Linked DNA regions of Homo sapiens: region 1 is linked to region 2. Evidence: read pairs that join two places in POLR2A ChIA-PET (ENCODE). Cell type or tissue: A673. All regions are shown on one strand. Links, peaks and the distances in the headings refer to the core of each region. The heading gives the core; the rest is flanking DNA. Region 1 overlaps PLCG2 (phospholipase C gamma 2). Region 2 overlaps GAN (gigaxonin).

Region 1 (16,177 bases), core at 7,504-10,003, 540 kb before region 2:
TGAGGAAACTGAGGCACCGATCAGTTTGGTACCTTATCTGTGCTAGCCTCAAACTCCAACCCAGTGTGCCCATAATGACCACACCTGACTGCCTCCAAGCGAGTAGCTCACACAAGAAGGAGAAGTGAAATTAGTGGGGTGGGTGGGTCAAGAATATGAGATCCAGACCCTTCTGGCTGGAGCCAAGTGTCCAGCAGAGCTGAGACAGAGTGGTCAAGAGAGGAAGCTCGCCCCACCTTGCAGGAGAAAACCACCTAGTTTCCCTGTACCATCCTCCCAGCTTCTGCTGTGGCATGCGGAAGGAAGTAGCGCGTCACTGCCCAGCCGCTGCCCTGGAGACGGTCCAGTGTGACTCTGGCCATCCTGTGTCCCCACCTCCAGCCTTTCCTCTGGTTCTAAGGGCCTCTGTAACAGCACAGACTTCAAATGACAAGATGCTCCCCACCCACTTACTGGTACCACAGGGACAGCACCCACGGCTTTCACAGACAGACCTTGAGGGCAGAAAAAGTCCCTGTTGGGCCAGCTGGGGCTGGCTGGGCACAGCGGCCAGCAGGCTAGGGAAGTTGCCCCAGGGGCTTGCAAGAACCTTTCTGCCTCAGCCCTGGGAGTGGTCCAAGGAACAGCTGGGCCAGGGCAGGATGAAGGTGGAGGAGCAGTGGGAACAGGCGCTACCAGAGCGGCAGCGAGAGGGGTCGTGGGGAGAGGAGCCAGATCATGCTGGTGCCCCAGTGGAGCCCATCCTGGGAGCAAGGGAGAGGCCAGTGTCCTCTCATGCTGGTGCCCAGTGGAGCCCATCCTGGGAGCAAGGGAGAGGCCAGCGTCCTCTCACGCTGGTGCCCCAGTGGAGCTCATCCTGGGAGCAAGGGAGAGGCCAGCATCCTCTCATGCTAGTGCCCCAGTGGAGCTCATCTTGGGAGCAAGGGAGAGGCCACGTCCTCTCATGCTGGTGCCCCAGTGGAGCTCATCCTGGGAGCAAGGGAGAGGCCAGCGTCCTCTCATGCTGGTGCCCCAGTGGAGACCATCCTGGGAGAAAGGGAGAGGCTAGCGTCCTCTCATGCTGGTGCCCCAGTGGAGCTCATCCTGGGAGCAAGGGAGAGGCCAGCGTCCTCTCATGCTGGTGCCCCAGTGGAGCTCAACCTGGGAGCAAGGGAGAGGCCAGCGTCCTCTCATGCTGGTGCCCCAGTGGAGCCCATCCTGGGAGAAAGGGAGAGGCTAGCATCCTCTCATGCTGGTGCCCCAGTGGAGCTCATCCTGGGAGCAAGGGAGAGGCCAGCGTCCTCTCATGCTGGTGCCCCAGTGGAGCTCATCCTGGGAGCAAGGGAGAGGCCAGCGTCCTCTCATGCTGGTGCCCCAGTTGGAGCTCACCCTGGGAGCAAGGGAGAGACCAGCATCCTCTCATGCTGGTGCCCAGTGGAGCCCATCCTGGGAGCAAGGGAGAGGCCAGCGTCCTCTCATGCTGGTGCCCCAGTGGAGCCCATCCTGGGAGAAAGGGAGAGGCCAGCGTCCTCTCACGCTGGTGCCCCAGTGGAGCCCATCCTGGGAGAAAGGGAGAGGCCAGCGTCCTCTCATGCTGGTGCCCCAGTGGAGCTCATCCTGGGAGCAAGGGAGAGGCCAGCGTCCTCTCATGCTGGTGCCCCAGTTGGAGCTCACCCTGGGAGCAAGGGAGAGGCCAGCGTCCTCTCATGCTGGTGCCCAGTGGAGCCCATCCTGGGAGCAAGGGAGAGGCCAGCGTCCTCTCACGCTGCTGCCCCAGTGGAGCTCATCCTGGGAGCAAGGGAGAGGCCAGCGTCCTCTCATGCTGGTGCCCCAGTGGAGCCCATCCTGGGAGCAAGGAAGAGGCCAGGGCCCCCCAGGAGCCCAGACAGCAGCAGGGCAAAGGAACCATCCCATGTCCAGGAACAGAGAGACTGAGGGGCCTGGGGTGCCAGAGCAGCTGCTCAAGAACAAGTGGAGAAAACCCAGGAACCAGGGGCTTGAGCATCCAAGCACCTGGGACATGGGAGCCCACCTGGTCCAAAGGCCTCCCCTTACAATGTAAACACTGGAGGCTGAGAGCTTCTTTGGGCTCCTAGCTCTGGGACAGCCTCACCCGCTTTCTCCCTAGGCGAGCCCCTCCCTCACTCCCACCTCTGGATGTGTGTGTGTCGTGCTGCACAGCCCGACCAAAACCAGCACAGGCAGGCTGAGCCCCCATCGCTGCAGGGGAGGAAGCCAACGGCTCAGCTTCACCCCTCTCTGCAACCTGCCATCCCCTACAGAGAGTGCCTCGCCCAGGTCAAAGCCCCTTCCAAGGCAGCCAGCTCTGACCCAGTCCACGCAAGGGAACAAAGGCCTGGCCCTCTAGTCTCAATTCAGGACAGCTCCACAGGCCATGCTCAGAGCTCCCCATCAGGTGTGCCCAGGCCATGGTTGTGACTCCCCAGCTGCCTGTTCCAGCTGCCTTCCTTCCCCCAGGGTGATGACCCTGCACTCCCTAGTAAGCCTCCTGCACACAAACCTGCGTCTCAGATCATGTTTCCTGGGAGCTCAACCTAGGGCTGTGGGTTAGGAAACAAGGGAATCCCTTTGGAGAAGGACGGCAACTATTCCCTGAATGAGTTACCAACAGCCCCTCCCTCTCCCATGGCAGACAGCACTGAACAATCACAGTGTCCTCCCTGCTCAGCCCGGGAGGCCCCCAGGGTTCTTCAACTCCCGCACCCAGGCAGCCATCACCAAACCATTAAGGATGGCAGCCCCGTGACACTTACCAGCCATGCTGAGGCTGGGCCGGCACCTCCACTGCCCCCGGCTCTTTTGTAGCAACAATGGCAATAAGAAACATTCGTCAAGTGTTTACCATGAGCCAGGCAGGTCCACGCACCCTTCACATATTAACTCCTGAAGCCTCACATCTGCCCTGGGAGGCGGGAACTATTATTTTATCTTTTACACATGAGGAAACTGAGGCCCACAGAAATTAAATCATTTACCCCAATTCACACAATGAGTTAGTGTGAGATCTGAGATTTAAACCTCAGCACCATCTGACAGAACTTTCAACAATGATGGAGACATCTGTGCTGTCTGAGGTAGTAGCTGCTAGCCACACGGGGCTGCTGAGCCCCTGAAATGCAGCTAGTTCCACTGAGGAGCTAAGTATTTTATTTCATTTTGTTTTGTTTTGTTGAAATGGCCACCTGTGGTGAGGGGTGCCCTGCTGGACAGCGCAGCCCCAGAGTTCTGCTTCTCTAAGTAGCTCCCAGACCAGCAGCATCTACATCACCTGGGGATTGGTTGAAATGCAAATTCTTGAGCCCTGCCCACCACCTACTCAATCAGCCACTGTGAGATGGAGCCCAGCAGCCTCCACTTTCACAAATCCTCCAGGGGATTCCGGTGCATGCTCAGATTTGAAAATTGCCCTCTAGACAGCCCTAATTTTCAACCCCAGCTTCACAGAAGAATCTTATTTAAAAAATTTGCAACGCCAGAGGCCATGCCCAGAACAGTAAAACCCGAATCACTACTGCCGTGGCTCTGCCAAAGCTTCCCCAGGTGACTCTAACATTCTGGAGTCTCAAATAGGAAGCCTATTTGCATTCACGCTGAATGAGATAAATGGACTCACCCACCTGCCTTCCACCTGCAACCCCCTCACCCTTTGCCACCTCCTGGTAGAGTAGTTCCTCTGTCCCTGCCAGGGCTAAAGGACAAAGGGAAGTGCACATTCTACTTATGCAAATCCAATGTTATACGCCAAGGGGGCAAGGGCAGAGGAGGGAAAGGAAGTAAGTGTTGGTGAGGATATGAAGAAAACAGAAACCTGTGCACTGCCTTGGGAAGGTGTAGCTGCTACAGAAAACAGTATAGCAATCCGGCAAAATAAATCCAGCAATTCAGCTTCTGGATATATACACAGCAATCCAGCAACTGATCCAGCAATTCAGCTTCTGGATATATACACAGAGGAATTTAAAGCAGAGACTCAAACAGATTTGTACACCCATGTTCGCAGCAGCACTATTCACAATTGCCAAAACGTGGAAGCAACTCAAGTGTCCATCGATGGAGAAGTAGATAAGCAAAATGTGGTCTATCTGTACAATGGAATATTATTCAGCCTTAAAAAGGAAGAAGATTCTAACACATGCTACAACACAGATGAAACTTGGAGACATTACACTAAGTGAAATAAGCCAGATACAAAAGGACAAATATTCTGCTAGTCCACTTATATGAGGTACCTGGAGCAATCCAATCCAGAGAGACAGACAGTAGAGTGGTGATTTCCAGGGGCTAAAGAGAGAATCAATGGGGAGTTACTGCTTAATGGCTGCAGAGCCTCAGTTTGAGATGATAAAAAGTTCTGGAGATGGATGGTGGTGACGGGAGCATGACAACATGATATACTTCATCCCACAGAAGTACATATCTAAGAACGGTTAAAATGATCAATGTTGTTCTATGTTTCATTGTTGTTACCACAATAAAACAAATTTTAACATTTGTTTTTAATTTTTTTTAATCATAAGGTGATTGGTCAGGGTGGGGAAGGGAAGATTTCTGCATTTCCCCCAGCTCTCAACAGCACAATTGTTTTTATTTTCGTTGTTTTTGGTTTTGTTTTGTTTTGTTTTTGTTTTTGAGATGGGATCTCACTCTGTTGCCCAGGCTGGAGCTCAGTGGCACAATCATGGTTCACTGCAGCCTTGACCTCCCTGGGCTCAGATGATCCTCCCACCTCAGCCTCTCAAGTAGCAGGACTACAAATGTGCACCACTACACCCAGCTAACTTTTTTGTACTTTCTGTATAGACAGGGTTTCCCCATGTTGCCCAAGCTGGTCTCCAACTCCTGAGCTCAAGCGATCCACCCGCCTTGGCCTCCCAAACTGTTAGGATTACAGGTGTCAGCCACCATGCTCGGCCAGTAGCACATTTAAAAAAAGAAAAAAGAAAAAAGGAAAAGCAACACCAGTGGGGAAAGTAAGTCTGCAAACCCTGGTGCCACCCCTGACAACCTGGGCTGCTTTAGTCAAGTCACTTAACCTCTCTGGGCCTCAGTGTCCTCACATAGAAAACGTGTCTGAGAGCACCTAGCTCAACCGTCAGCCAAGAGCATATCCTAAGGATGTAAAGTGCTTATTACAGCCACGGCTGCAAAGAAGGCTGTAAACAAATGCCCGCTGCTACCATTTGCCTCTAGAAAAGTCAAAAAATGAAACAGCGTGCTTGGGCCAAGCAAAACACCTAAGACTTGTCCATTGCCCGGGCTGGGCCAGCCCTGAGCCTGCCCCCTCTCGCCTTCAGTCTTTCCTCTGCCTCTGTGGCTCCTTTGTTTTCCTTCAGGAAACACGATTCGTCTCGTGGGTGACAGGAAAGGGAGGGAAATTGGCAGGACAGAAGTCAGTTGCTCTTTCATTGGCATCTTGGTCAAAGTTTCTTTTGCAAAGCTCCCTCCAGGCTTCCCAGAACCACAGGAAAGGTGGGATTTTCCACATGTTGACAGAGAGCAGGGCTCTGCCCACTGGGAGGGAGGTAGAGGAGAGGAAGCCGGTGAGCACACAGGGATGAACTCAGTCCAGAAACAGAAAAGTTTCTCTCTGCAGAGGGTCCTGGACCAGCCGATGGGAAGATGGATCTCTATGCAGGACTTGCCAGAATGCCTCCTGAGCAAGAGGGTGGTATCCATTTCTTGACCTCACAAACGAAGAGCCGACTTCAGAGCCAGATTGGCCATACCATACCAGCACCGCGTGGAGAGAGGCACTGAGGGTGGCTCCCTCTCTCAGCCCTGTGCCAATCTCAGCTATGAATCATCATAAGCCACAGAGAAAGAAAAGTCAGAAGAGGCATCACCTCCGAGGCTGAAAGAGACCAGTGTGTACCAAATCTTCCAACACAAGCACCTCATTTGATCCACCTCAGTAACACGAGAGGGTGGCCCAGCGTGGCGGAGCAGGCAGGGCATTTTGGATGAGAAGAAGAGGACGGAGAGAAAGGCAGGTGGACAGAAAAACATGGAGTGAGCTAATGGCTGACCTAACATTACTAGACTTTTAACCACTTCCTAGTTAATAGTTCCAAATCCTCCCATCGGGCATGTGAAGAAACCAGGGAAGCTCACCCAAACCCTGAAGCTAACAAGTAACAGAGGACACTGACCAGACACGAAGTCACCTTCAAGATGGAAAGATTTTCAGGAACAAAATAAGAGAGCTGACAGAGTTTAGTTATTGGATATTAACTAGGATAATGACACATCTAGATGGGATAATGACATATCCACATAGGATAATGACATAAATAAATCAAGAATGAATGAAAGGAATATTTTACCAAAAAAATAAGGTGCCTCACGTGAGGCTAACATGAGACAAGGACTGAAGAGCTCAATGCAATCCCTGGCATGCCAAATACACGGTTGTTCAATAAATGGTAGGGTTTGGTTTTGGTTTTGGTTTTGGTTTTTTTGGTTTTTTCTTGTCGTGGTGGGTTTTTTTGTTGTTTTTTGTTTGGTTGGTTTTGTTTTGCTTTTTTGAGACGGAGTCTTGCTCTGTCACCCAGGCCACAGTAGAGTGGCGCGATCTCGGCTCACTGCAACCTCCACCTCCCGGGTTCAAGCAATTCTCCTGCCTCAGCCTCCTGAGGCTGAGTAGCTGGGACTACAGGAGCGTGCTACCATGCCTGGCTAATTTTTTGTATTTTAGTAGAGACAGGGTTTTACCGTGTTGCCCAGGCTGGTCTCGAACTCCTGAGCTCAGGCAATCTGCCTGCCTCTGCCTCCCAAAGTGCTGGGAATATAGGTGTACACCACTGCGCCTGGCCAAATGGTAGTTTTTATCATTACATTATCAAGAGCTGAATCATACCTCAAAAACATAATGAATTAAAAATGCTCAACCTCACCCATAAAGAAAGCAAGTTTAAGCAAAAACACTTGGTTGCCTCGGTTGCAGATGAACAAAGATCAAAGTCTAATGGCACAATAAATCATCAGGAAAGGGTGCCCTCTTGCCCCACTGGTAGAAATATTATACAAATTGCTACCTCTCGCTATCAAACTATTAGACCAGCAAACGCTGTGCTGCTGGTATTCGTTTCTGAGAATTTACCCCACTCACAGCTCCCTCAAATGAGTTTACAGAAAGATAGACCCAAAGGTTTCCACAGCAGCATTAATCACAGTAATGATAAAGGATTGGGAGCAGCGCTCTGTGCATCAACACGGAAATGATTTCCGAAATGACAATGCATTAATCTAAAGAAAAACCAAAACTGCGTTTGCTTTTTTTAAAAAAAAATGTCTGGGTAAGACTTCACCTTTACAAAAAAAAAAAAAAATAATAATAATAATAATAATAATAATAATAGTAAATAAGCCAGGCATGGTGAAACACACCTGTAGTTCCCAGCTACTCAGGAGGCTGAGGCGGGAGGATCGTTTGAGCCCAGGACTTTACGGCTGCAGCGAGCTATGACTGTGCCACTGCCCTCCAGTCTGGGCAACAGACAGAGACCCTGCCTCTAAAAAATAATAATAATAGTCCGTCATAGAGCTTTGTGCAGGACTGATAGGGAGCTTCTCCAAGAGGTACTTTTAAGTGAAAAAGTCAAGTAAACTGAATATACGTTATCACATCACCCAACACATCTCTACCAGCCCTTAGAACCACCTGGTGGCCGGGCGCGGTGGCTCATGCCTGTAATCCCAGGACTTTGGGAGGCCAAGGTGGGCGGATCACAAGGTCAGGAGTTCAAGACCATCCTGCCGAACATGGTGAAACCCTGTCTCTACTAAAAATACAAAAAAAATTAGCCGGGCATGGTGGCGGGTGCCTGTAGTCCTAGGTACTTGGGAGGCTGAGGCAGGAGAATGGCATGAACCCAGGAGGCGGAGCTCGCAGTGAGCTGAGATCATGCCACTGCACTCCAGCCTGGGCGAAAGAGCGAGACTCCGTCTCAAAAAAAAAAAAGAACCACCTGGTTTACTTCTTCACGGTCAATCAATCTCTCTCCTGTCACAAAGCATGGGCTGGTGCCATCAGGAGTGTGGTTACTGCTGTATTACCAGGACTTTAAAGGTGCTCAAATATTTGTGATGAGGTCCAAATGCCCCATGGCAGAGATCATCTCTGAGGCTGTACTTGAATTTTCTGCGGAATAGAGGCTCCCTCCAGGAGGAGGATTTTGTCATCCTCAACCCCAGGACCCAACATGGCATCCGCAGATCACAATGGACGCAGTGAGGACCTTGCTCCCGACAAGTCATGCTCCCACCCCCTTGGAAGGTTTAAAGATAGAATGAGGATCGAAATCCAAAGTGATCAGAAAAAAACTGAATGACTCTTACCTGTTTCTTCTGGTTTGATCCACAGAATATATCTGCTTTCTCAGCCAACTGGAAAGAAATATGAGACAAAAGAAAGAGAGAAAGAGAAAATTAGAAAATAGCACAAGTCTAAGTGAGTCCTACGGAATGTGCACAAAAGGAACTGGAACCAAAAGGAGGAGTCTTCCAACTTTCTAACAAGGGCAGCTTGGGAAGCAGTTTCCTCCTAGTGTGGAAAAGGCCTATCTAAGCCAAGATTTCAACTCAAAAAGGCCAGGTTTCTTTACATTGTCAATTCCTTCTGATGATAGTCATTTAATCCCCAAAAAGCTAGAAAGAAAAATAGTAAAAAGTAGAGGACTTTGATTTAGTGGAAGGAAAATAACTCACACCCCAATGCCCATCTAGACTCCCATGACACTGAAGAGACAGTCTTGAGGTCTTCATCAACCCAGGAGGGAGTGATAGGTGGAAAATTCCAGACCCTGTATCTGTCCTTTGATCAGTCCACTGAATCTCTTATTAAATCCTTTAAGAAGGAAGCCCTGTTTTCCCCCAGCACATACCCCAGGAATGTTTCTATCTCGAGTCCAATGCACCACTCACTCCAATAGGCCAACGCTGAAAACTAGCACAGGGAAATGCTCTTATTTGAAAAACTGTAGAGCCCACACCGCTACTAGGCACCCATTGCATACAAGACACTCAACGAGCCTCAAAAAACCAATGTCCCTTTTTTTTTTTTTCCCCCCTGTAGCCCATGTTGGCTAAAGGCAGCAGAATAAAGGAATCAGCAACTACGCAAATCAACAGGCAAAAGCCAACTACCTCTCGATAATGGTGGGCGTGGACGCATTCATCGCTTCCTGGTGTAAGATTTTCAAGCCAGAGAGCCAGTTAACTGCATCCTCTTTAGAGTCAGCTGGAGTGGAGAAAGGGAACAGAAATGCTGTGTTAATTCCTGGGAAGACGTCTGCTTACAAAGCCCTGCCCCATACAGATCACGAAGATGGGAGAAGCCTATGCTGGTTTCTAGTTTTGCAGAAGGCAAAGAAAGCATCCCCTTTCACACCGTCATGGCCCTAGGACCTGCTTTTTGTCTGAGATGGGGCCACACATTCATGATGAGCTTTGTACCACAGGGATGACAAGTGGGTTATTTCCTGTGCCAAATGGAATCAGCTAAGAATGGAGGGAGTGGTGGGAACTATCACTATGACATTGTTAACATCATTTGAGCACTAACTACATATATATACTAGACATTGTTCTAAGTGTTTTTCCTATATTGATCCCACAAGGGAAGTACTATTATATTCCCATTTAACACATGGAGAAACCACTGAACCTAAGACAGGTTCAGTCATGTGTCCAAGGCCACACAGCTCATAGCAGCCATTACAGACTGAATATTTGCATTCCTTCCGAATTCATATGTTGAATCTCTAACCCCTGAGGTAGGGCCTTTGTGAGGTATTTAGGTTTAGATGAAGTAATGAGAGTGGGGCCTCCATGAGGGGATTAATGCCTTTTTAGAGAAGAGAAAGAGAGACTAGAGCTCCCTCTCTATCCAAGCACACCCTGAGGAAAAGCCATGTGAGCACATGGCAAGAAGGCAGCTGTCTGCAAGTCAGGAAGAGAGCCCTCACCAGAACTCAACCATCCAGCATCTTGATCTTGGCATTCCCAGCCCCCAGAATTGTGAGAAAATAAATGCCTGATGTTTAAACCCCCAGTCTACAGCATTTCATTACAGTAGCCAGAGCACACTGAGACAGTGGAAGATACAGGATTTTAAACAAGAATCCATTATCTTACCCTGGCAGCACACTGACTCCAGGGATGAAAAAGCTGAGGAATTCAAACCCAGGTGTCCAACTCCAGAGCAGAGTTTCTCAACCCCAGCTGCTCAGGAGAATCACTTGAAGGCTTTTCAAAACCCCAATACTTAGGTCCCACCCTAAAGTAATTAAACCAGAAGAGAGGGATGACGGAGACATCAACAGGTGGAAACACCTGCCTGGTGCCAAAGTATATCAAAGGTTCAGTCATCAGTCTCCTCTGCTGCTATAACAAATGACCACAAACTTAGTGACTTAAAGTAATATAGATTTATTTTCAGACTGTTAGAGAGGCCAGAAGTCTAAAATAGACTGGTTGCATGAGATCTCTGAATTCCTTCTGAAAGCTCTGGGGAAGAATCTGTTTACTCACCTTTCCCAGCTTCTGGAGGCTGCCTACATTCCTTAGCTCATGGCCTCTCATCTGCTGACCTTTGTTTCCATCCTCACATCTCTTTCTCTGGGAATGACCTTCCCGGGTATCTAAGAACCCTTGTGATTCCACTAGACACCCAGATAGTCCAGGATATTTCCCATCTCAAGATCCTCAATTTAACCACACCCGCCAAGTCTCCTTTTCCATAGAGGATAATATATTCACAAGTTCCCGGGATTAGGACATGGGCATCGTGGGAGGGCAGTATTCAGCTTCCCATGGATGAGTACCACTGGCTTAGGGATTTAGCTTTTTGTTTTATTAAAGAGTGTTAGCTTTTAACCCTATGCTAACTAATAAAATGCAGAATCTGGAATAATCTGCACCACAACCCTAAGCAGCTGTCAGTATCTCCCCTGCTTCTAATCAAGATGGCACAGAGGGACAGCAAGTAGAGCTTGCTAATACCCAGGAGAGTATGGCTTGCTAATACCCATGGTTGCTATTACCCTTGTTAATAAGCGGCATTGAGGAGTGGTTAAGAGCTTGGCATCTGGCAAAAGGAAGATCATAGCTCAAGTCCCACTGCACCACTTCAGGGCTGTGTAACATTCAGGAGGTTACTTAACCCTACTCTGTGCCTCATCTCACCTGTAAAATGAAGCTAACAGTGCAAACACCTCATGGAACTATGAAGCCTCTCCTTAAGCACCAGGTACTTTATCAGTCCGTACACCCATGGCAGAGACTGCTGCTCTCATCTTCCCACACAGATGCGGAGGAAACTGAGGCTCTGAAGGGCTGAGTTTGTCTCAGAGCCAGTAAGTGAGAAGATGGAATGTGAATCAAAATCTTGACCATCACTGTGCTGACCTTGAATTTAGGGTTCCGGAAGAGGGACCAAGAGTGGGATATATATCAAAGTTCACATCCTGGCTTCCAAGACCCGGGTTCTTCTGGTCTCCTTACCAAATTAAGAACAGGGGGTCAGGGCTCAGCCTGCAGGTGGGGCTAAGGAGACAGAGGTGTGAAGCTTCACCGCCACGGGCCTTGCCCTCCTACCCCATCTCTACCAACTCCCCCTCCATATCATCAGTCAGACATTCGCTCCTCATTTCCTACATCCGACATGCTATTTCCCTCCTCCAAGCCCTGGCACACACCACAGCCTTTCCCTGGAGCACCCTCCCTCTCTTTCCTCCAAACTCCTACTGAAGCCTCAAAACCCAATGTAAAAGTCACCTTCTCTGCCAAGCTTCCCTGGAATTAAACATTCACAGCACACTGTATCATGCTTGCACTAGGTCTTATCCCAGTACACACATCTGTCTCCCCAAGTCGACTGAGAGCTTCTTAAAGGCGGCACCAGGTCCCATTCATCTTCCTAGCTCACTGGCATGTACACAACCTAACACAGAGTATAGGCTCAAAAGACATGTAGTAAAAGAATGAATGAGAAATTAATAAGTTATTTGACCGAAAAGTAAATGTCCCTATATTGCTCAACTTTGACAGCTGCCTCACCCACTTTGGTCTATTTTAATCGTATTTATTTTCTTAATTAATATACATATACTTCTAAGTCAATAAATTCTAGGACTGAACTTGAAAGTAGATACAAGCTTCTGCCCCTGAGTAAAGTGAGGAAAGTGCATGTGTGTGTGCAACAGAAGATCTCAGGACAGTTCCTTCAGATCAATCAGATTTGCTGAGCCACATCTGCTGGAAGAAAACAGGTTACATTTTTCTTTTTCTTCTCTTTTTTTTTTTTTTTTGAGACAGAGTCTTGCTCTGTCACCCAGACTGTAGGGGAGTGATGCAATCTTGGCTCACTGGTTCAAGCAATTCTTGTGCCTCAGCCTTTCAAATAGCTGTGACTACAGGTGCGCACCACCACACCCAGCTAGTTTTTGTATTTTTAGTAGAGACAGGGTTTCACCATGTTGGCCATGCTGGTCTCAAACTCCTGACCTCAAGTGATCTGCCCGCCTCAGGCTCCCAAAGTGCTGGGATTACAGGGATGAGCCCAGCGTACATTTTTCATCCAACAGAGCCTGGCCTTCAGTGTTAAAACTATCTAATCATCACTTATTCAGCTCTCAGCATGAGCCAGAGAGACACTTAACATACTCCTCACAATACCCCCATGAAATAGGCATTATTATTCTCCCCATTTCACAGCTGAGCAAACTGCAGCTCAGAGAGGTTAAGTCACTCACCTAAAGACACACAGCTAGAAAGGGGCAGGGCTGGGATTCAAAACCATGACCCCAAATACACATCAGTGAGCAGGCAGGGGTGAGCATTCTGCTATTAGCGAACTTCTTCAGGAAGACACTAAGGCACAGGGAAGGAGAAAGGCACAGAAACATGCACCTACCTGCCAAGCTGAGCGTGCTGAGGACGAACTGAGTGCCATATAGGATGGTGAAGCAGCAGTCTTCTTTCTGGCGAACTGCTTTTGCTCGCTCGAAATCTTTGGAGTTCTTCCCTGGGCGGATTTCTTTTATTTCCATGATATCCACTAAAATGAAATTAACATGAGCCAATTAGAAGCTGGAGTTCCCTCCACCTGAGGATGCAGCCACACAACTGCAGCCCAGGCACAGCCTGGCTCCTTCCTTCCCCAACAGGATCCCGCAAAGCTATCTCTGCGTCTGGACTCAGTGTCCCCTCCTTCTGGAAATGGACAAAGGGCTAAGACCCTACCCGGGCATTTGCTGCCACCCCACAAACCCCTGGAGTCTGAAGAGTTTGGGGTTTCCGCTCACCCTGTTTCTCAGACAGACACATTTTAAACTAGGACAATTAATTTTTGTAATGCAACTGAGATTTCAGGAAATAAGCACAGACTATTCTACCAAAAAAAAACAAGAGACCAAATTGATGCTCACTAGAGATCACTCTAGGCAGCCTAAAGGTCAACTGTCCGGTTGACCTTGACCTTGATGACCTTTTCCCTTGAGTCCCAAAAGCTACAAATGCTCTGTGGCTCAATTAAAGGGGGAAGAGGAAATGAAGGCACTAACTGATTCAAATTAAAAATAATAATAAGAGGCCAACCCCAGCGTTGGGGATGGTAACAGGGGTTCTGGATATCACAGGGCCTGTGAGAAGAGAGTGGTAAACTATGACTCTGGTAACAGTCCAGAGTAATGGACTGTTACTAATGGGCCACAGCCTCCAGTATTTATGCCTTATATAGCCAGCTGCCCTTCAATCCAGGTTGTCTCTGTGACCTGTTTTAACCAATAAAATGTAGTATAAATCAGGGATTCCCCAACCCCCAGGCCATGGACTGGTACCGGCAAGTAAGCACTATTATCTGAGCTCCACCAACTGTCAGATCAGCAGCGGCATCAGATTCTCATAGGGGCGCAAACCCTACGGTGAACTACGCATGCGAGGGATCCAGGTTGTGTGGTCCTTATTGGAATCTAATGCCTGATGATCTGAAGTAGAACAGTTTTATCCTAAAGCAATCCCCCCACTGCCCCCACCATCTGTGGAAAAACTGTCTTCTATGAAACTGGTCACTGGTACCAAAAAGGTTAGGAGCACTGGCACGCTGGCATAAATGATGCTGTACCAGTTCAGGGTCTAATGGTTTTTTTTTGTTGTTTTGTTTTTTTTTTTTGAGACAGAATCTCACTCTGTCACCCAGTCTGGAGTGCAGTGGCATGATCTCAGCTCACTGCAACGTCTGCCTCCCAGGTTCAAACAATTATCCTGCCTGAGCCTCAGGAGTAGCTGGGATTACAGGCATGTGCCACCATGCCCGGCTAGTTTTTGTATTTTTAGTAGAGATGGGGTTTCATCATGTTGGCCAGGCTGGTCTTGAATTCCTGACCTCAAGTGATCTGCCCACCTCAGCCTCCCAAAGTGCTAGGATTACAGGCGTGAGCCAGCGGGCCCAGCCTGGGGCCTAATACTTAAGAAGGCCTGGTACCTTCCATTTTGTGCTCTGGGGGAAGCCAGCCTCTGTGTAAGAAGTCAGACTACCTGGAGACCACCATGCTGTAAGAAGCCCAAGTTAGCCCTATGGAGAGGCCATGGAAGAAGAATCAATGCCCTCAGCCAACAGCCCAGCTGAGCCCCCAGCCAACAGCCACAGAGCACTGGACCATCTTAGAAGTGGATCCTCTGGCCCCAGTGAGCTGCCCCAGCTGACAACATGTGGAACACAGACAAGCTCTCCCAGTCCCCACCCATGCCCAGATTGTAGAAATATGTGCAATAAATAAAATGATTGTTGTCTTAAGCCACTAAACACTGGGATAGTTTGTTGTATAGCAATAGATAACAGAAACAAGTAAGAAATCCTTCCGTTCTGCAACTTCTGCTGCCATGTGACTCCATCTACTCCTGGTCAAAACCTACCAGGCAAGGATAGCAACCTGACTGACTCAAAGGTGACTCCTCCTTCCCCCTACAAGATGACCAGTGAACTCTGGACTGGCACAGAGACACAAGCTCAACAAGCTCAACCAGTCCCTTCTTTCCCTTTCTTCTGAAAAACTACAACAACAATCATCTTTTCATGGGATGCACCCATTCCATGTGCTTTAGATAGAGCTGATTCACCCCCACCACCTTCAACCACAAGCTGAAGGCGACAGCAGGGGCCAGGGAATGACCCAAGTGCCCTGGCTCAGTGACTGGTTCGGGGACAGACACATGGCCCAGCTGCACCATCAGCATCCTCCTGGGACTTATTTGGCCAGGACTACTGGTAAAACCTCCCCTCCACGGCTGCTCCCAAGCTGGTAAAACATGAGCCTGGGAGTGGCAGGGACCACCTTGTCTACCATGGAAGAAAGTGTTATCAAACCCTGGTGTACCTTTGAACTCCAGCACTCCTGGAGATGAGAGTGAGAAAGGAGATCTCAGCTTTGCAGCAAGAAGAGGTGGCTGTGGCCTGGAATTAAGGAAGAGGACAGAACGAAGTCCAGAGGTGAGCAAAGGCATCTTAGAGTCATAGTGAAACACAGGAGAGGTTCGTGGCCATTCACAGGCAACAATGGGAGCTAGAGGAGGAGAGCAGACAATTAAGTTAGAGGAGAGGGGATGGGATGCACTCAAAGCTTTCTGAGTTCTTACCGTGGGTCTAGCTCAATTAGAAACAGCTCAGTGGGCAAAAGCCATGTGAAAACAAGCCGGGCACTGGTGGCCCACGCCTGTAATCCCAGCACTTTGGGAGGCCAAGGCGGGCAGATCACTTGAGGTCAGGAATTCGAGACCAGCCTGGCCAACAAGGTGAAACCCCATCTCTAGTAAGAATACAAAAAGTAGCTGGGCTTGGTGGCACAGGCCAGTTGTACCAGCTACTTGGGAGGATGAGGCAGAAGAATCGCCTGAACTCGGGAGGCGGAGGTTGCAGGGAGCCGAGACCACGCCACTGCACTCCAGCCTGGGTGACAGAGTGAGACTTCGCCTCAACAACAACAACAACAACAACAAAAAGGCCATGTGAAAAGAGTAAAAAAACAGCACGTCATCTACATCCTGTGCATGTACGGTGGTAGACATACCCACCTACACGTGACAAGATTTCGTAGAACTACACACCAAAACAAATGCAAAATAACAAGAAAACGGAGTGTATGTAAAAAATGGTGAAAACCAATTAAGATCTGCAGTTTCA
Region 2 (16,177 bases), core at 12,303-14,802:
ACTAACTTTTCCACAAGCCCAGTTGCTGAAACTGCCTGCTGCAACCCCACAGCCAGTCTGACCTGGTAGCTTGCTGAAATGACCTGCAACGTCTCTGACTGGTTTACCCACCACCGTTGCTTGCCAGTTCCTGAAAGCTTCTCTAGCATCCATGAGCTTCTTTTTTTTCTTTTTCTTTTTTTTTTTTTTTGAGACAGATTTTCCCTCTCGTTGCCCAGGCTGAAGTGCAATGGCATCATCTCGGCTCACCGCAACCTCTGCCTCCCAGGTTCAAGCGATTCTCCTGCCTCAGCCTTCCAAGTAGCTGGGATCACAGGCATGCGCCACCATGCCCGGCTAATTTTGTATTTTTAGTAGAGACAGGTTTCTCCATATTGGTCAGGCTGGTCTCAAACTCCCGACCTCAGGTGATCCGCCCGCCTTGACCTCCCAAAGTGCTGGGATTACAGGCATGAGCCACCACGCCCGGCCTTCCAAGAGCTTTCTTTCACAGTATGTCCCAGCCTTCTCTTTGTTCTTCTGACATACTGAAGACCCCAGTCTGGGCGTACGGCCCAAAATGTAATTCTTGCTTCCCAAATAAACCGTTTTAAATTTAGAGATTTGCTCTATATTGTATACAACTTCAACAAAGAAATGAGAGAATGCAAGGAGTTTGGCAAAGCTAGAGAGCGGGGTGCAGCCATGTGTATGAGGGGACAGGGTGGGACGTGGGGAAGAGCCGTTCCTGAAGGACTTCCCACAAGCAAACTTGGACTTTGCCTTGAGGGAAATGGAGCCGCTCCTTAGGAATTTGGTTTTCTTTTTTTCACCTACTGATTTTGAAATAATTTAAGATTTTTAAAAAAGTTTTTAAAAATTGTACTGAGTTCCTTTGCACCCTGCAATTATCCAAACTCAGAAATTAATATTGTTACAGAAATACTAATTAAACCACATGCTTTATTCCAGTATCACCACTTTTCCCCCGCAGTGTCCTTTCTCTGTTCTAGGATCCAATCTAGTCCCATCCTGCAGTTAGTTGTCTTGTCTCTAATCAGTGACAGTTTGTCCTTCCTTCCTTGTCTTTCATGACCTTAGCACTTTGATGTGCACTGGTCAATTAATTCGCATCTCGTTCCTCAACTTGGATTTGCCTTTTTTCTTTTTTTGAGACATGGTCTCTGTTGCCCAGGGTAGAGCGCAGTGGTGCGAGCACAGATCACTGCAGCCTCAAACTTCTGGGCTCAAGTGATCCTCCTCCCTCAGCCTTCTGAGTGGCTGGGACTACAGGTGTGCGCCACCATGCCTGGCTAATTTTTAAAGTTTTTGTAAAGATGGGATCTTGCTATGGTACCCAGGTTGGTCTAGACTGCTGGGCTTAAGCAACCCTCCTGCTTTAGCCTCACACCTGCCAGGATTACAGGCGTGAACCACCATGCCTGCCTGTTTAATTTCTTATAATTCCACTGAGGTTATGCATTTTTAGCAGATACACTACGGAAATATCGTATCAGGCAGAAGATGATATTATTATGTCTTGTTCTAATGATGCTGACCTTGGTCACTTGGTTAAGGTGGTACCTCTTGGGTTTCTCCATGGTTAAGTTATAATTTTTCCCTTTGTAAGTATATTCAAGGAGATAATTTGGGAATACATAAATACCTTTTTCTCCTCAAAATCTCACCCTTTTTGTAGCCATCAGTAGATACTGTCTGCAACAATAACTGTGGTACTTCAATGATGATTTCTATCCTCTATTTCTTCTACATATACGAATTGAAATTCTTTTATAAGAAAGACCTGTCTCCTCTCCTCCATTTATTAGTTTATTCATGCATTCATTCATTCACTTATCCATGCACAGACACATGGGTGTTTATCTTATTATCTGGAGTAGAATCCAATGTTATACTGTGATTTATTTTCTTGCTCACATTGCTGAGGTATTGGCCTCTGGGAGTCCCTTCTGGGTGGCTCCTGTGCCCTGCACAAAGCCTGTCTTCTGAGCTCCTCAGTGCTTTCTGGCACAAAATGCTCCAGCCTCTTGGTGTCTTTTTCCTGCCCCAGCACTGAATCAGCCTTGTCTCTGGAGATATTAGAGTTTTAAACATTATCCGATTACATTCTAGAAACATCACTCTGGCGGCAGCAGTGTGGAGACTGACGGGGGCTGAGCAGGGAGGCAGACAGACCAGTGAGAGGTCCTGCCACAAGTCAGAACTGATGAAAGCTGGCACTTGAGGAGGGGCAGGGCCAGTGGCAATGGTGAAGAGAAGGCAGATTCCAGAGATCTGAGAGGTAGAAACGAGAGGTCTGGGCATCAATTAGATGCTGAGAGTGAGCGAGGTGATGATATCTCTGCTGCCTCCTAGATTTCTCCTGGGGAGTCTGGTAGTATACTAACCCACACAGTCAATGGAGGACAGCCCACTGGCTGGGGGAGGGAGCTAGGTTGACTGGGTTTAAGGTGGCCATGTAGCGGGCTTGGTATCAGTGGGTCTGGGGCTCAGGAAAGAGGTCAAGGCAGTAGCTTCTCTGGGGTAGATGAGATCACCGTGGGAGACAGTGCAGGGTGAGAATGGAATCTTATGTCTAATCAAGGTATAGGGACAGATGGGGAGGAGAGCCAGAAAAACAGGCTGTGAGGAACATGGGACAAGAGGTGCCACAGAAGCCTGGAGAGACCAAGTATCAACAAAATATATCAACAAAATGATCTGATAAATACAGCAGACAGGTCAAGATAAACACTTAAGTTTTCACTTGATTTGGCAATTATACACTGCAATTTTTTAAAGAACAGTTTTGATGGAGTGGTAAGACATGAGCCTAACTGCAGACTGAACAAAAACCAGGAGCTGAGACTGTGCACAAGATAAAGAGATACTTTTCTTTCAAGAAGCCTGGTTGCAAGGTCAGGGAAATTATGCACTTGTAAGAAGAGGATGCAGAGTCTGTTTACTTTTTTTCTTTTTTTCCAATATAAGTAGAGAGTTTATTTGGCCACATTTGAGGGCGGCAACCCAGGAACACGGATTCCAGTTGCCCTGAATGAATCTATGCTTCCTCTGCTTGCTTTTAACAGATGCGTTTGTTCAACATGTGCACATCTCCTACACGCCAGGCACTGGAAAAGATGAGCAGACTTTTCTGCTGGGGCAAAGAAGCCAGGAGAGAAGGAAAAAAAAAGAGAAGAGAACAAACAACAGGAGAAAAAGGGTGGGGGAACAGGAGATGAGACAGTCAGGGAGGATAGGCCTTGACTATCAATCTTTGCTCTACAGAAGATTGGCATGTAAATCATCATTATGTCTAATTAGCATTTTAAACATGACCTTCAGAGTTAAAAGATTTTACGCCCAGATTTTTAAACATCTAATACTGTAGATGAAACGGTGACAAATTACAACCTGCTGCCTGTTTAGCCACGGAGATAGAAATGGTTGTTATATTTTTAAAAGGTTATTAAAACAAAAACAAAGAAGAATATGTGACCAAGACCACATGTGGCTTGCAAAGCACAAAATTATTTCTAACCCTTCAGAGAAAAAGTCTGCCAATCCCTGCTCTGAATATTTTTACAATAGCAAACACACAACACTTTAAAATCCAGTCTAACAGATAAGTGAAGTAACGATTTTTGAGAAATGATTTCCAAAAGTGATGAAGGAATGGTGATAGATCTAAAAAAAATGGTGATAGATCTAAAAAAAAAAAAATAAGATACACACTGGTAGGGTCTTTATATGATAAGACAGTTTTCCTGGACAGTAACCTGGCTTCACACAACAAATAACAAATCTGTTTCTATCTTCAGATCTGGGATATAGTCTCCAAAGTAGGTTTACCTGTAGTCACAAAAAATACAAAAAGAACCCAAACTCTTTTTCTGATTTGTTTATGGTGTCATCATTCAGCCTGCAAATTAAATGGCAAAGAGAATGACATTTCTGAAGCACAGAATATGAAACAGTAATATGATGTAATAACAGCTATTAAAAATGACAACTATGGGCATTACATTGAGATACGAGAGAGATGTGAAATGAATTCAAGTAAAAAGACGAACTGTAAATAACAGGTAAATATAGATTTCAACTACTTCAACTGTAACTATACATTAAGTATACTGTTCAGAACCAGAAATTGAGGGCAACATAAATGAAGCTCCAATGTAATTTCCCAATTTTTTGTGTGTATAGATTTTTTAAATTTAAATCTAGTTCGCGTCATTTTGAAAGTAAAGCAGTCAATAAAATTTCTCTCTTAAAAGACAAGGTTTGAAAATGCATGTTAAAATTTTAAGAGTTCAAAGACGATTAAAACGATGACGCAGCAACTGGTGAAGCCAAGAAATTCTGCTTCAATGAAACAAGTCTGATTCCTTGTTCTGGTCACACCCTGACCTTTTGGAAAGGTACATAAAAGGAAGGCATTCGTGCCACAACCTGTCAAACAGTTCTAGATTTTCTACTTTGCTATTCTATTTCGGAGGCTATTAAAAGGCTCTTTCTATATAACCTTAAGACCCCCATGCAAATGAGCATCTCAAGAATAAGCCCCTTCACTTTGGGGAGCACTCTTACAAGTTTCCCCTGTCTAATTAAAAACTGGCTTATCTGGTTCTTTCTTGCTACAGTACACAGGCAGCACTTTAAATACTATAGGAGCTCCATACTTCAGAAGCAAGTTCATGTTTCTACTCACTTTCCATTTTCTCTTTCCCAATGTAGAGAGTTACAAGGAAGATTTTATGCCTTTTCAAAGAAAGTAGGCCTCCTAAATAAATCCAAAATGAAAGCAGGAATTTATGTGAATTTATTATTGTCTTTGTACTTGTCTTTTTTGTGTAGTTCAAACCGAAGCATTAAGTGAACTTTAAGAGACTGCCCCCTTTTTCCTTTTTTAGGAAAGGAGATAGTGGAGTAGGGGAAACAAAAACTACAGCCTCCAGTACACCCCTCCAGTTCCCTTTAATAAATAAGAGGCAGCTCCAGGATGAACTTCCCGTTAGCATGTTTAAGCTCCATCTGAAAACCACCTTTTTGCTTCTGGCGCCTCCTTAATTTATAATCCACTGCTATAAACTTCTCCAAACAACTTGAAGCTGAAAATGCCTTCCAAAATGTTGTCAAGGAAATGAATGCTTCTCAATTAATTCTTTAGTCATGTTGGGACAAAACGCTCTCTCATCAGAGCTACTCTTTCTGAATAAAGAATTCGGTCTCTTCTTCTCTCAGCTTTCTTGGCATCAGAAATTGAATTCGTGGGAGCTGACCATGCCATCTAAAACAGTCCAAAAGTAAGACTCTAAACTCTGTTGCAAAATGGTTTATTCTGTCCCTTTGCCCTACCCCACAAACGTATTCAGCTACATAGTAAAATGCTATGGCAGAAAGTTCAACCTTACTTGGATGTAGTATATTCAGCATCCTGAACTCTGACCTTTTACTTTTTCGGCAGGACAGTCATGTAGCAGGTAACGATGTTTCAGTCCGTGATGGACAGTATATACAACAGTGGTCCCGTAAGATTATCATGCCATATTTTTGCTGTGGCTTTTCTATGTTTAGATACACATATACTTGCCGCTGTGTTGTAACTGCCTACAGTGTTCAGTACAGTCACATGCTGTATAGGTCTGTGGCCTAGAAGCAACAGACTACATCAGATAGTCTAGGTGGGTAGTAGGTTATGCCCTCTAGGTTTGTACACTCTGTGATATTCGAACAATGACAAAATGCCCAATGATGTATTTCTCAGAACGTATTGGTGTCATTAAGCAATGCTGACTGTACATACATATCACAGACAACTCAATTATCCTTTTTTTTTGAGACGGAGTTTCACTCTTGTTGCCCAGGCTAGAGCGCAATGGCGCGATCTCGTCTCCTCGCAACCTCCGCCTCCCGGGTTCAAACAATTCTCCTGCCTCAGCCTCCCGAGTAGCTGGGATTACAGGCATGTGCCACCACATCTGGCTAATTTTTTTTTTTTTTTTTTTTGTATTTTTAGTAGAGATGGTGTTTCTCCACGTTGGTCAGGCTAGTCTCGAACTCCCAACCTCAGGTGATCTGCCCGCTTCAGCCTCCCAAAGTGCTGGGATTATAGGCTTGAGCCACGGCACCCAACCAACTCAATTATCTTACGTATGAAAGTTCTGCTTACGGACTGAGTGCCCCTGGCCCTGGACAAAAAAGATGATGGGCTTTAAAATCACCCACTCCATATGTCTACTGGTTTTCCACACTAAATGAGGCGATGATGCACTCCTTGCTGAAGGCACACACCATGAACTAAAGGAGTCTGCTGGAGGGAGTGATTATTTGGCAGAGTTGGAAAAATCTTACAGAGGAAGGGATACTTGAACCAGGCCTTGAAGGATGAATATGAAATTATCTGCAAGCAAGAGTAGGAAGTCAAGAAAGGCAGAGAGACAAGAAACACATGCAGAAAGCAAAACATATTCACAGACAGGTGAAGTACTCTGCAGAGCTGTCAAGGGCTAGAAGAATATAATTAAGGTGTTTAAACAGCAATGTTAATTCAAATTCAACACATTTAAGACAGACTGTTGTCTTCCCCACTTTCCCTAGGCAGCCAGGCTCAAAACTGTTATCTCTTCTTTTTTCTTCATTCTTAGTTCTCATGTTCAATTAGCATCCAGTTGATTTCCTCCTTAATTCTGGAGACCCACCACCATCTTGATGCCTAGGACACTGTCCCAGTGCGCTGCTCTCAATTGGTCTAGTAGCTCCATGTTCATCCCTTCCTGGTCCTGTAGATACACAGCAACTAAATGCCTTCTTAAAGTAGGGCTTCAGTATGGTACTAGTCTTTAATGATTAGCAACTGATGATAAAGTAAAAATCTAAACCAATAACCCGGCATGCTAGAATATGTCTTACCTTCCTCCCAGCCACTGTTCCTATTCACTACCCCAAACACAAGCCTGATGTTCCTGCATTTATCCTTTGTTCTGCCTCAATGGCCCTGCTGTCCCCTTTCACCCACCCAACTCCTACTCATCCTCTCCAAGGCTTTGTTCAAATACCATTTCCTCCATATGTGATCGCCCAAGTAGTTCTTCCCCTCGCAATTCCTACAGCTAGAAGTATCTGTAAAATTAAAATAGCTTTTGTTCTATACTTTGTTTTTTCACAACTAAGCTGTAAAACTTGAGAGTAAGCTCTGTATTTCACTAGTCTTCCTAAACTGTCCTGACTTTAATGCCTACTGTAAGTGTGATGAACATCATCTGTTGGTGACGATGAAGAAGCCAACAGCATGCCTGGGAGCATCCGTGCCTGGGAGCCATCCCTGCCTGGGAGCCATCCCTGGCTGCGAGTCATCCCTGGTCTGCCCTTTTCCTCATCAACATGTCCTGGTGCCAAATGTCTGTAATCCAGCTGCTGTGTCCGCCTCCACTGCCAAACCTGGCCCAGGGCATCCCACTTTCCATCTGAACAACTGCAGCACCTGCTGAAACGGCCGCTGGTTCCACTCTTGGCTTTTATAGAGCACACCCAGCAGCACTGCATTGGAGTGACTTTAAAACAATACACAAACAAATATTCCTCTTTTAAAATACACCACTGCCCATCCATAGCCCGTAAGATAAAGCCTAAACTCTCTATCAGACTCAACTATGCCATCAATTGCTTTTTTGTCCCTTTCTCATATCCTATCACCTCCCCAGCCAGCTCCCAATACACAACATGGCAGCAGAAGTTTCATCTTCTTTGGAAGCAGTCTAAATGCCAGCTCTAACTCAGGGATCACAGGCCTTCCCAGCCTCTAATCTGTTGTCGATGCCATCCCACCCTTTGCTCACCATCTCCAGGTATGTGGTGTTCTGTTCCCAGAGAGGCCTGACCTAGTCCTGGTGCCACCCCTGATCCTGGTGCCTCCCCCTGCTCTTCTCATGCCTAGGTCTCCTCCTCCCTCAGATCTCAGTTTCAATGGCACCACCTCGGAGCAGGGATCCCGTCACCCAGGCCACAGCAGCAGCCATGCTCATCCTCTGTGGACTTCCTTCGGCAAACTCATATGGCTCTGTAATTAGACCCCTTTACTGCTCACCTCCCCAGGTAGCCCCCATGGATGCTGGCACTCCGTCTAGAAAGGGCAATGAACAAACGGGCATATTAGAGAGGCTTAGCCAAGAACTGATGTTCTCTACTTAAAGAAAGTCATTTCTGTAAATGTGATTAATTGGGGTAACACTATAATAATAAAGGGTCAAATCAGCCAATTAAATTCTTTTAGGGCAGACTATCAGAAGTTTCTACTCTGATAAACACAGCAAATCTATTCTCTGCTCATTCTTGAGATTCTGAAACTACCCATAACACAAGGATGTTATAAAAAAACTAAGTGAAATCAAAAGTAATCTTTAAATCTTTAGTTTTATGTTTATTTCCTTCTCCAGCCCCACAGAGATAGAAAAATAAATAGACTGACATAGGTCTCCACATACTGGGTTAGTTTTGATACTCTCTGTGGGAGGCCACTGAATACAATGCTCCAATGGCAGGCAGCACAAGAGGATGGAGTCCTGGAGGGCGCAATCCTCTGTAAATGACTGAAATGGAGGCTCCAGGAGGACAGTGGCCTTGTCAGTTCGTTGCCACCATCTTGCCAGTACATAGATGCTGCTGAGATGTCTTGAGTTATCTCCTGTGTATGTATTAAACGACTAAACCTGTAATCAACTCCCTAAACAACACCCTAATTATATAGAAGGTCCCTTTACTGTGAAATATATCTGTGAAGAAACAATACACAGTATATCTCAATAACTTTAGACAATGCTAATTCTTGAACTGCAATCTATTATTGGTAAACACAACCCCACAGCATATGGGTTAAGGCAGTGATGACATTTCTTAAGGATGTCCCAAGACTTATTATGACAGTGAATATTTTCATAACCCCTTTTCTGATCACTATGAAAGAAGCCTATAAATAAAGGAAATGGTAACCTCTTTTGCTCAAGCACCCCACTCAGGGGGTGATAAAAATGAGATGTCTATTCCTTTCCTACCAACAGCAGGCATTGTAATTTTTAGGCGGGGAACAAAGTTGATAGCTTTGGTCGCACAAGACAGTAGCTGTTAAGGAGGCCAAGCAGGAGAACAAACAAACCCACCAAAAACCCCGAGAGAAGTCTCTTATCTGTTATACTAAGTGTCAAATCCCTGTACCAACTTTCATGTAAGGAAGAGAAGCTAGAAGTTGTGGGAAACTATTCCCTGGACTAACCAAATGGAAGACTATACAATTAACCAATGGGTCCTGCTGGCCTCCAGCTCCATCACTGAAGTAGACTGGGGGCTGTAGCATGGAGAGGAGAATGGCAAACACGAATATCAGGGAACTTTCTAAGGATTTTCATTGTCCTTCAAAATCCCGCTGTCCTTAAACTTCTGGCTTCATTTCTAGTGAATGTTCTCTGTGGGTTAGAAAAGACTCATATCAAACTCACAGCCTAAATGTGAGGTTTCAGTATGAAGTTTCTTACAATTCAGGGACTGATCAATATAAACAATTTAAGTGACAAAAGTGCAAATATTTTGAGCTCAGTAATACTAAACCATTTACTATTATTCAGAGGTGTAGGCAACTGGTTACTGATGAATGCTAATAGGACCATAAAACTATGTTTCAAAATATATCTAGTCATATTAATATGTTACCATAAAAATCACAAGCATCAAATGGTCTTTAAAATTGTTCTTAAAAACATAAACAACTTTGTAGTTGAGAGAACCACAAAATATCTACGAGCAAAAATATACATTTAAGTTTCTATAAAAACTCAAATCCAAATAAACCCCAAAGATATTTAATTGGTCTGTATTTCATTATTCAACAGTCAACTTTTAAAAACTAGTCCTCCTATCTTCCATTTATGATACGCATTGGCCCTCTAAGCCTTACTCTATTGAAATGGAGGCTCCAGAAGGGCAAAGGCCTTGCCAGTTGGTTGCCACCATCTTGCTAGTACCTAGCCGCTGCTGAGATGTCTTATCTCCTCTGCATGTGGTGAACACTGGAGATAACCAACAAAATATTTCACCAAGATCTTATTTACCTAAGTATTCCATTTTTCTAACTTATTTGAACAGAGGAAAAGTCCAAATCCCTTCACTATAATAGCAAATGGCAAAGTACTACGTATTTCTATTTTGCAGTATTTCTGTAATAATCTTTATGAGAAATTAGGGCATTCACATTCCCAGAGAGAAATGAATGCAGCAAACATCTGACCATCATTCTATGGCTAAGTCACTCTTTGGCCCTAAGTACTTAGGAAGATGATTTAACTCTGCTCTTCCAAGCACCAGAATCAGGAACTCTGGTAGAGTGTCGGGCCATCTAGATGGACATAGAATCTTTATCCTCCACAGAGCCAGAGCTGCCACCTTTACCTGAGCCTTTGATTTCCTTCCTTCTTTGGATTTGTTGTGGCTTAGGAGGAAGAGAACCCATGGGAAGCGCTCAAATGCAAGGTCGCAACCATAGCCTGCCACGTGTCACATCTCACACCCCCGTATCTCCACCCTTAACCCAGAATTCAAACTCACAAATCATTCATTTATATTACAGCTTTAGTACACAAAATGATAGTCTTGTGTCTTTCAGAAGGATGATGCAACCCTGTGAAGAACTTATTGCATGGCACTCACAGACCAAATGAACCCTTATTTGTCCTAATTATGTTTTCCTTACAAATTATAAATAGATTTTAAGTCCCACTTTGATATCATAAGAACTCATTAACACTTTAAACAATGGATAAGGCGGTTTTGAAAACTGGATGCTTACTCTATATCATCCAAATATAAATCCTAAGGAACCAGAGTTTCTATGTGGAAGAGCATTTTACTTCAATCCTAAATTATATAACAAAAACTAATTTAAGAACATTGAAGGAGACATCACAGGAGAAAATGCAAACTATAAGAAGAGGCAGAAGTAAAAACAGTATAGGTAAAAGAGTGAGGACTTATCCACTAGAGAAAATTAACCAGAGCTAGGTTTTACTCCTATCACATTACTATTACTCATAATAACAATCCTCGGGAAAGTTCTACGATAAATCTGAACACCCCACACTTCCCTCTATGCTACAGACACTAGTCTAACAAGAATTTTGTTGATTTGTTTCATCATTTGAAACCTTCCAAAAACCTCTCCAGAATTAGAACATCTACTGCTACTAATAGTGGCAACCACTGTGTTATATAAAATAAACAAATATCTTTAAACTGACATGAGTAATCTGTGTTAAATTGAAATTTACAAGTGCTTAGTTTCCTTAGAAGCCTGGATAAAATATGTCTTTGATCTTCTGAAACTGAACATAGTTATTATCGCTTTTGAAAAACTCAGTAAGAATAGGGTTTAATCAAACAAGGTTGTGATTACAAAAAAGAAAAAAGGAAAAAAAAAAGAAAAGGAAAATCACTGAGAACCATTAAACTATCAAGACCTTCTGGACAAATTTCATCTTCTGAGCAGTTGTTAGGAACGCCTTATAGTAAGTAGATAAAAACAAAGTCTAGATCCCTTAAAAGAGACTCAAGCCCAGCTTATTTTCCATCACCATAAGAGTACAAGGAACAGGTAATGTCAATTTTATTTTAAGTGTGCTCAGGATTTCAAAAGATACTCAGAAACTGGAGCTTCTAACTGAACCCCTGAGCACTAAGAAACTTCACAGGCTACAATCACTATTCAAGATCCTTATGACAATCATTCGGGAGCTGCTATGAAGACTATAAACTCGAAACACAAGTGAAGAAAAGATTATGAAAATATTGTAAAGAAAGCAAAACATTATTAACTGAACATTACTGTGAAATCACTTTGCTTCACAGCCAGACTCTCATTACCAGGGAACACTTAGTGGATACTGCTGCCTCGGGAGTGTATTCTCAGCATTAACAGGGAAGCAAAGAATCTAATAAGAGGCTATGCAGTTATTCACATAAATTAATCAACAAAAGTAAACTGGGGATGAAAAGCAGGCTCTGCACACACCACATAGTACTCACGGACTTTAGTGCCCATGTGACATTAAACTACAGTGTATGTTTCAGATATTCAAAAAATAATGTCTATGTTACTATGAAACTTGGACCTCCTACAGAGATCCTATTAGTCTCCTTAAGTAGTTTCATCAGTATCATCTGTGAGTCAAACTTTATATTTAAATGGCAAAACAGGCTCATCAATAATTAGGCCTTGGAACATACCCAGATTAACAGCATAAAATAAATGATTGTTGTGATACAACTCTACAGGCCTGGATTTATACAACAGAATACCCAATAAAGTCCTGTATGACAGGGGAATGGAAATGCTTTAATATTAACATAAAACAAAACTTTAAATGACACAATAAAGCTATAAAAACAGAAACAGGTCCTCCTCCTCACAACACATACACATGAGGCAAAACAAAAATAGCATAGAGCTACATAACTTAGACTTAAAGGGGATTTGCTGTCCATGTAGCCCAACCACCTCACTTCACAGATAAGGAAGCTAGAGCCCAGAAAAGTCGCTCATGATGACCTAGGCTGGATTTGAGGCCCTATGTCTCATTCTATCCTCACTAGACCTGCCTTCTCTCAAAAAATAAGGGGGGGTCGGGGGGAAGCCACTTACATTCTTAGCTGACTCATCAAAGGATCTAAAAATCTTAGGAATCTTTTTTTTCATTTTCTCTCCAGGACTGAGAGCTAAACAAACTTTTGTTGCAATAGGTCTCCAGAAAACCCTAAATTTTACAAGTGATCACAGGACTGGAAACCTGTACAGAGCCACCATAATGTCACTGCAGAAGCACATAGCCGTTCATTTTCAAATCCTTTTCACATACATTACTCACCAAGAACCACAGCTCAGGAGAGAAATGGGTCTGAACTTTGCATCAGATCAATGGGACTGTGCCAGAATCGGAAGAGCCTCAGACATGAAGCAGACCAAACTGTAATATTCAAAAGAAAAATAAATTTCCTGCAAGCCGCAGGGAGCTTTCCCCAGAAGGTCTCAGAGTTGATGAGAAAGAAAAGGCTCTGTGGGTGCTTATGACTATGAATTCGGTTTTGCCATTCTTAGAAAGGTTGTTAGATATATATATATATATATAATCTATATCTATTTTTTTTTTAATTTAAGAGACAGGGTCTCTGTCACCCAGGCAGGCTGCAGTGCAGTGGCAGTCATAGCTCACTGCATCCTGGAACTCCCGGGGTCAAGGGATCCTCCCGCCTCAGCCTCCCGAAGTGCTGTAATTACAGCCATGAGCCACTGCGCCCAGCCTGTCAACTACTTTTAGGTTTAGTTTCCCCAACAAACCAAAGAGAAAATCTCACCCAGGAACCAAAAGGAGGAAAAGCTTTGGGAAAGGAGCATGCTGGGAAAGGGGCATGCATGCCATTTACTGAGCTGAGGGACCGCAGGAGGTCCTGCCTCCTTCCTGGAGCAGCTGCACCCTAGGGCTGCATGACACGTGCTCTCTCTACATAACCCGGGGATGCCAGTCCTCTCTGAGCTGACCATGAGGGTGTGTTGCCAAAGCTGAGTTTTCTGGCCTTTTCCTTTTATATTTAAAATCTTTCTAATATGGTAGGATTGCTAAGGGTGTCAGCAGGAAAAACAAGGGCTAGACCAAAGATAAAGCAGAATAAAAGATTAAACCAATAAGTCAAAAGACTTTTCTATATTAAGTAGAAAGTATGCCAAACAAGTTACTTTAATTCCCAGTGTGACAGAGTTGGACTGGCTTCCTTTGTTGGGCACATAGTAAGCAAAAGACAATACTGCTCCTATTTTTTATATACATGATTTATTATTGTACAGACTGGGTCTCACTATGTTGCCCAGGCTAGTCTCGAACTCCTGACCTCAAACGATCCTCCCGCCTCCACCTCTCACAGTGCTAGGATTACAGGTGTGAGCTACCATGCCAGGCCATACCACTGCTTCTAAACCACACAATCACACAACCACTTATGACAGTTACCAACACTAGGCCAAACACAGACATTAAACAAAATCAGAATTTTATAAAACTTCAGAGATTACCAAACTTTTGAACATTCAATTCACAGATTAATGATATCACAGATCTAAATGCTTAAGTTTCAAAAGGGAAAGATAAGAAACATCAAGTTCTAGAATACATAAATATATTTTGTTTCAATATAATTCTCTAAAGTGCTATTCAAACAAACAAGTACATTATAAAAGCCCAATATTATTGGTATTAAAATTACCAGTAAAAATACAAAATTAACAAATTTCTTTCTAGTTAGTGATACAGATTCGTCAAATTACTTTGAAACAGCTTCGGAATTGATAATTTTTAAAAACATCCCAAGACATTCTATCACTTCAATAGCCAAATAAACTTAAAGCAATTCATCTGTCACTGATGAAACACATATTGACTGATTCATGTTTATCCACAAAACATAAAAAAAAAAAATCTGCCTTCTCTTTAAAGATGATTGAAAATGGAAACCAAAATGACACAGTATGTAAAAGTGCTTGATAAACATTTTAATTCTAAGATATTGTAAGCCAGCTAACAGTAAAGTTTACACAAAGAGAACGGTGAAATACAAGTAATGCTCTAACGTGGTAGGGCAAGAGTAGGAAGGCGGTTAGCCGTAATTAATTTGGAGTCTAATCCTAGTTCAACCATTAAGTACTAATAACCTCATAACACAAGTCACTAATGTCCACTGAGCCCCTATTTTCTTATTTAGAAAGTGAAAGAACCGGACTACAGATATTTCCTAATTCAATGGGTACTACCTTTGAAGACATGGGAACAGACCTATGAGGTGTCAACACTATTACGTATTTCTTCACAGGTGTGATTAAATGAGAAGACTCATTTTTATCCCTCATTCATCAGATTAGTGAGCTGAAGCCTTGTCATCTACCAGCAACTCACAGCTAATATGAGTAAAAGCTGGAAGCACAAAGCGGGTCTTCAAACTCTGAATCCAGTGCGTTTCTCAATTAGGTATAACTGAGCGTCTGTGTACTATGAAAATGTGATGGTGCCAATTTTCTAATGTACACATTTGCTGTGGTAGAAAGAAAGGCAGTCATTCATTCAATACATTAACTGATAGGCACAGTTCTTTCTGGGTGCAAAGAGTAAAGCAGTGAATAAAAGAAAACACCGCCGGGTGCCACGGCTCACGCCTGTAATCCCAGCACTTTGGGAGGCCGAGGTGGGCGGATCACGAGGTGAGGAGTTCGAGACCAGCCTGGCCAACATGGTAAAACCCCGACTCTACTAAAAATACAAAAATTATCCGGGCGTGGTGGCGGGCGTTTGTAATCCCAGCTACTCGGGAGGCTGAGGCAGGAGAATCGCTTGAAACTGGAAGGCGGAGGTTGCAGTGGGCCGAGATCACGCCACTGCACTCTAGCCTGGGCTAAAGAGTGAAACTCAGTCTCGAAAAACAAAACAAAACACCACGACCTCATTGAGGTCACACTGTGGTTGGGAAAGACCACCAAAGTAAATGTGTAAAATATGGGGTACGTCAAAGTGGTAAGTGCTATGGAGAAAAACGAACAAGGATAACAAGCAAGGATTCGGCAATTTGCAATTTACTTCTTTTAAGCCAAACGGATGCCATTTAAAGAACTATAACAATAATGCATCTAAAGTAGTTTTCTTCAGCATTTTCCCAAACAGGGAAGACTTTGGTCTGCTGACTCCAATTTGGGATGGGTTGCTCAAACCTCGGAACTGCCAGCTAGAAGCTGTCTGTCACATTAGCAATCCAAATTCTGTACTAACGATGCTACCCCAGACCCTACTGCCGCCCCGCCCCCCCACCCCTCCACACTCCCCACCGCCAAAGAGCGCAAATGGATTCACAAAACAAATCCAAGAGAAACCAGAAGTTACAAGGGCACTTGAATTTCTTCTAAGTTTAGCACAGATATCTCCCCAATGCAAAGGTTAAAAGTGTAGCGTGCGTGGTGGTTTTGCTGGGACAAAGCGCTAAGAATACACATCATTTTGCTTTTTCTGACCTGTCAATTGTAGTGATATTCTCTACCACTAGCTTATATTTAACCAGCTTACTGGTCAGTTTCTCCAGTTTTTAGCATTCCCCCCTTTCCTTTTATTAAAACAGCAACCTAGTT

The links. Peaks named below come from ENCODE experiments on the same cell type or tissue, not always from the same donor. Only the 100,000 strongest peaks of a DNase experiment are listed, where the experiment ranks them.
Region 1: POLR2A ChIA-PET joins it to region 2 with 7 read pairs; 2 of 35 experiments call an interaction of 5 or more read pairs at or near these places.

What each region holds. Positions count from the first base shown.
Region 1 is chr16:81,851,324-81,867,500 of GRCh38, reverse strand. PLCG2 (phospholipase C gamma 2) reads right to left here. Exons shown (of 33, transcript NM_002661.5): 3 at 12,914-13,057; 4 at 9,145-9,238; 5 at 8,338-8,385. Among named protein-coding and RNA genes, the nearest start is that of PLCG2, 80 kb to the right of the region's middle. In A673, for the core only: no CTCF peak of the experiment used is centred there; no DNase peak of the experiment used is centred there.
Region 2 is chr16:81,316,175-81,332,351 of GRCh38, reverse strand. The region is part of intron 1 of GAN (gigaxonin); the gene reads right to left. Among named protein-coding and RNA genes, the nearest start is that of GAN, 9.3 kb to the right of the region's middle. In A673, for the core only: no CTCF peak of the experiment used is centred there; a DNase peak (open chromatin) is centred at 13,391; H3K27ac peaks cover 799 bases.